Linked DNA regions of Homo sapiens: region 2 is linked to region 1. A link is a contact called in ENCODE Hi-C or POLR2A ChIA-PET data. All regions are on one chromosome and are shown on one strand. Each heading gives the region's core, a stretch centred on a gene start or an enhancer-like site at or near the end of the contact. The rest is flanking DNA. Distances are from core to core; before and after follow the strand shown.

Region 1 (2,781 bases), core at 278-2,777:
TCCCTGTAAAAGATGTGCTGCTGCAGTTTGGAAATTCAAGTTTTGGAAATTATTTTTATTTTCTAAATCTTTAGAAAAAAATTCATTTTTTGAAAATACAACAGCTCTAAAATCTATTTTCCCAAAGCTTAACCAGAAACTCAAGCTTGGAGAAGGTTGTTCTGTTTTCCAGGGAACCCTGGGAAAATACCGCCTTGTTCAAAAGCAGCTTCCTCTTGACTTTGCTCGTAGTGTCTGCCTCCATCTGGAACCATGGTGTCTGTATATCATTTTGGGCAGGATTATCAGGCTGTTCTCTTAGACTTTTCTTCTTACTATTGGGAGAATACGCTTTGCAGTGACGCCTGTTGACCACCAGACGGCGGTGTGTCCATGGCAGCTCCCAGGTTCACTTGGGATTTGCTCCTTTGACGTTTGACAGTTCTGGCCTTAGCAGGGCCTCTGACGCTTTCGTTTTGTTGAAGTCTTACCTGGATTCCAGTATTTCACAGGATGATCTCTTATTAAATCTCATTTAAATGAAGCATAAATAAAAGTTGTTTTAAGTAAAAATTATCCCAAATCAAAGTAAATTATTATTTATTTATTTATTTTTGGGACAGAGTTTCGCTCTCGTTGCCCAGGCTGGAGTGCAGTGGGGCAATCTCGGCTCACTGCAACTTCCGCCTCCTGGGTTCAAGTGATTCTCCTGCCTCACCCTCCTGAGTAGCTGGGATATTAGAGGTGCCCACCACCATGCCTGACTAATTTTTTTTTTTTTTTTTTGAGACAGAGTTTCGCTCTTGTAGTCCAGGCTGGAGTGCAATGGCGCAATCTTGGCTCGCTTCAACCTCCACCTCCCGGGTTCAAGTGATTCCCCTGCCTCAGCCTCCTGAGTAGCTTGAATTATAGGCATGTGCCACCATGCCCGGCTAATTTTCTTTGTATTTTTAGTAGAGACGAGGTTTCACCCTGTTGGCCAGGCTGGTCTCAAACTCCTAAACTCAGGTGATCCACCCGCCTCAGCCTCCCAAAGTGCTGAGATTACAGGTGTGAGTGACCACACCCAGCCTAAATTCTTAAAACTATGAAATTTAGTACAGTAAATACATTTGGAGCTTGTTATCACTCTTTTCACGAGGCTGTGTGGAAACAAGCAGTGACGCTCTTCATCTGATGAAGAGACCGGAATGGGCCTTCCTCGGGCCTCCTTCCTTGCCGCCTGCCCACAGGTCCCAGTGCTCCTTTCCCCAGCAGCTTCATGTCTCCCCAGAGCCACTGGCCTTGCTCAGCCCCAGCCTCCCCACCCGCCTCCTTACTGTTCTTGTCCTTTGTCACAGCAACTTGAGCTGGTGTGGAGCCCTCCTCAGTCCTTCATAGCTGAGTGCTATGAGTCACCGGGAACAGCCATAGGGGTCTCGGGACATCACTCAGGACAGGATGGTGCCTGCATGTGAGGCTCAGACCCAGACCCTCAGCGTTCAGCAGAGTTGGCAGGACATGACTTAGAATGCCGAGGCTGGGATCAGGGTCAGGAGGGTGAGGCCCTGCACTAGGGCCCTGGCTTCACTCACAGGAAATGGTGACTGTGTGTTTTGGCTGCCTGCAGCAGGTTGGAGGGGACCCACTCTGCCTGAAACACCCCCTCCTCAGCCCTGGTTCCTCTCCGCCAGAGCTCCATGCTTCCCTCACCTCAGTTCAGCTCTCACTGCTGTGGGAAGCCTTCTGAGATCATGTGCTGGGGGCCAGGCATGCAAAAGCAGATGTTGCACTTCCTGACTATGAGGAGAACAGCCCAAGAGGCTGAGTTCAGCAGCCACATGCTGCATAGTGTGGGCAAGGACAGGAGGTTTCCTGGAGGGTGTGCAGTGGGTGGGCACCCTGTGGGTGGGCACCCCTGGGGGCTTCCTGGGGAGAACGTGCTGAATCTGAGTGCATGACCCAGGACCAGTGCTCCACAGATAGTTCCCTCACTGAGAAGGTTCCCCCCACCCAGAGGAACTATCTAGAAATAAACCTAATTTGAAAGATAGCTGACATGAGAAGTTCTTAAAGTAGAAGTTTTTGAATTTCTCCCAGCATTCCATCAACATGTAGATGGGTTGGCAGGGTGGATCTTAGCACCTCCTCTCCCAACCTACCTTTTTAGTTGAGTGGTTCTCAGAGTGTGGGCCCGGGGCAAGAGCCTCAGCCTCACCATCATCTGGGAGTTCCTTAGAAATGCACATTCTCAGGCCCCACTGCAGACCTACTGATCCCCACAGTGTGAAGGTGGAGCCCCCTGTCTGTTCTAACAAGCCCACCAGGTGATGGGGTGCGTGCTCAAGTGTGGAAACTACTGCTTCCATTCTTCCCGGCTTGTGAGTTCTCTTTTTAAGAGACTGAGGCAGAGACTGGACACCCTCCCCCCATAATCCCTGCCTTTTGCCTAAGAAAGCCCCTACACAGTTCCTCCCTTCTTTTCTCCCTGGAGGTAGGGAGGGGCCACCGAGGAAGCCAATGTCCTCTAGGTCTGCAGAGGCTGAGTGTTTTCCTCTGGGCCCCTGCGGAAGGGCCCTCACTGGACTCCACGTGGCAGCTCTTGGCTGCTGCATCCACCCTTTGTTAGCAGCCTGTCCTCACGGAGACCTGCAGCCAGAGCCTGCTGTGTGTGTGTTAGATCTCAGTGAAGTGATTCGCCCTGAAACGCTTCCTGGTGATGATCCCAGTTAACCAGTCCTCATCCTTCTGGGCACCAGATCAAGTGGATTTGGCTTTTAATCCCAATATGGTGGTCTAACCAGACATTTACTTAGATCACTG
Region 2 (2,700 bases), core at 23-2,522, 260 kb before region 1:
CAAAGTGATTGTAACATTTCACATTCTTACCAGCAGTGTAGAAGAGTTCCAGTTTCAGTTACTGATTTCTAATTAAATTGCATTTTGTTGGAGAAGCCCGGTATGTGATTTCAATCCTGCTGGATTTATTGAGACTAGTTTCATGGCCCAGCATATGATGAACGTTCCATCTGCACTGAAAACACTGTTTAGTCTGCCATTGCAGGGTGGAGCGTTCTGTAAAAGTTAATTGGATCCAGTTAGTTGATAGTGCTGTTCAAGTCTTCTGTATTCATACCAGTTTTCTGTCTGCTATTTCTATCAATACAAGAGAAGGTGGTGAAATATGCAACTTAAATTATGGATTTGTCTTTTTCCCCTTTCAAATTCTGTCAGTTTTCGCTTCAAGTCTTTTGAAGTTCTACAACTGGGTGCATTCACATTTAGGAATGTTATTTTTTCTTAGTGACTTGATAGTTTATCATTGTGAAATGTCCCTCCTTATGTCTGGTAATATTTCTTGTCCTAAAGTGTGTTTTGCCAGAAATGGATACAGTCAATCCACCTTTCTTATGTCTCATGTTTACCTTTTTTCATCCTTTTACTTTTAACATTCTTGTGTCTGTATAAAGTGGATTTCTTGTAGACACCAGAGAGTCAGACCTTACTTTATTACCCAATTGGATAATCTTTGATTTATAATTGGAATGCTTAATTCATATACATTTAGTATAATTACTGATACGGTTAGGTTTAAATCTACTGTCTTGCTGTTTGTTTTCTATTTATACCATATGTTTTTATTTTTTTCTTCTTTTCCTGCCTTTTTGGATTAGTTGAGTATTTTTCAGTATTTCATTTTATATTCTCCATTGGTGAATAACACTCCTTTTTTAAAAACAATTGTTGCTGTAGGTTTACAGAATACATCTTCAGTTTATCAGTGTACCTTCAAATAATATGATGCCACTCCTACAATCACGTAAGTTTTCAGAACAGTATCCTTTCGAGGTCTTTAGGCTTTGTCTTTTCAGAACCTGAACATCTCTCAGATCTCTGGGGACTGCTCCTCTTACAGTTTCCTAGTAGATGCTCTTTGCTTGGCCTCGCAGAGTTTTACGTTGTGCGTGAGCCAAAGATGTAAGAGGGCTCCCATGTGGATTTCGAGCTCTTGCTCTGTCTAGCTTACTCATCTGTGGTACCCCGCCCTGGAAATTCCAGCTGCCCTCCCTCATCCCTACTTCTGCTCTGTCTCATCAAAGCAGCAAGGCTGCCACGCCCTGCCTGAGATGCCACGCCCTGCCTGAGTTCCCCTCCTGTATCACAATCTGCAAAGCAGCTTCAGAAAGAAAGCTGGGGTGATCGTGGGTCTTGCCTTGTTTCACTTCTCTCGGGGGTTACAGTTCTGCTTTGTCTGTTGTTCAGAGTCTGAAACAATTGTTTCATATATCTTCTCTAGCGTCCTGCTGTTTATTGCAGTAGGGCAAGTCCAGTACCAGTTACTGCTTCATGGCCAGAAGCAGTAGTCTTGTCTCATATTTGTTTTTCTTAGATCTTTATTTTTGCATTCGCTTATACAATTTATTTTTTATGTATCATTGCCACATGGTTCATTAAAAATCTATGTTTATTTTCTGCTTAACAACTGCTTTACTCAGTGGGTTACATGTGCTTGCAGACATACTGCTTAGAGCATTTTCAAAGTAAATATGCTGTTTGTTAAGACTTCTAATGTAAGCTCTATTATTTATTCAAGCTAGTATTCTAATATTCATTCCATTATTATTATTATTATTTTTGAGATGGAGTTTTGCTCTTGTCACCCAGGCTGGAGTGCAGTGGTGCAATCTCAACTCACTGCAACCTCTGCCTCCCAGGTTCAAGTGATTCTCCTGCCTCAGCCTCCCAAGTAGCTGGGATTACAGGCGGCCACCACCATGCCTGGCTAATTTGTTTTATATTTTTAGTAGAGACGAGGTTTCACCATGTTGGCCAGGTTGGTCTCAAACTCCTGACCTCAAGTGATCCGCCCGCTTCGGCCTCCTAAAGTGCTGGGATTATAGGGGTGAGCCACTGTGCCCGACTATTATACCCATTTAAATAGGAGAAAAGATGCTTTAGAGAGATCACACAAGGATTCAAACTCAGATAATCTGGCACCAGGGCTGAGATCTTAACTACAACATATATTAGCTTTCGGAGCTATTTTTGCCTAAATACAAGCATAATATTCCTTGTTTAACAAATATATGGCCAATGTGTGTAGACATGATGGAAGGTCCAGTTTTGAATATGGGTTGAAATGTGTTATCTATTTCCATTAACACTAGAAAGAGTTGTCTGAGAGACAGTGTGAAGACTTTCCTGGAAATGTTTCATAATAGAATTGTTTATATCCTACCTAGGAGAGTGAAGGTAAAATGAAGTCACTTCACTTCCATGTAGTCCATGGCAAACTGTGATAATCAATTTGCAGATGTTCTTGGCTGTATAGAGCTTTTATGCACGGTATTTCTCTTACTCCCTGAACACATGGGATATTTGAGCCTGACAAATTAGCAGTCTTTTCTTATTTTTTTTATTGGAAGCCTGTTTTCATCGCTGTCTTTTGTTTTGCTTTGTTTTGAGACAGGGTCTCACTGTCACCCAGGCCTGGAGAGCAGTGGCATGATCACGGCTCACAGAAGACTTGATCTCCCTGGGCGCAAGTGATCCTCCTGC

Evidence for each region. A loop is a pair of places that touch in the nucleus more often than their neighbours do. ChIA-PET counts read pairs that join two places held with the same protein, here RNA polymerase II (POLR2A). Pooled maps may share reads with other maps.
Region 2: a loop to region 1 is called in a pooled map, with 2.8 times the contacts of the local background. The contact joins two enhancer-like sites. A Hi-C loop is called at or near these places in 1 of 37 single-sample maps with no recorded cell type and 8 of 50 pooled maps. POLR2A ChIA-PET finds 5 or more read pairs at or near these places in 2 of 52 experiments (activated T-cell and naive thymus-derived CD4-positive, alpha-beta T cell).

Annotation. Positions count from the first base shown.
Region 1 is chr10:35,563,129-35,565,909 of GRCh38, forward strand. The region is part of intron 8 of CCNY (cyclin Y); the gene reads left to right. Among named protein-coding and RNA genes, the nearest start is that of GJD4, 41 kb to the right of the region's middle. RefSeq lists enhancers at 1,294-1,403, 1,464-1,573, 1,844-1,923. Within about 2 kb of position 1,528, at least 10 of the 41 ENCODE cell types and tissues checked have a DNase peak (open chromatin) inside an H3K27ac peak, as active enhancers do.
Region 2 is chr10:35,299,044-35,301,743 of GRCh38, forward strand. LOC107984220 (a long non-coding RNA gene) reads right to left here. Exons shown (of 3, transcript XR_007062113.1): 2 at 31-216. It also overlaps a transcript of CCNY not described here. Among named protein-coding and RNA genes, the nearest start is that of CCNY-AS1, 36 kb to the right of the region's middle. RefSeq lists an enhancer at 551-1,750 and a silencer at 1,473-1,522. Within about 2 kb of position 1,273, at least 3 of the 41 ENCODE cell types and tissues checked have a DNase peak (open chromatin) inside an H3K27ac peak, as active enhancers do.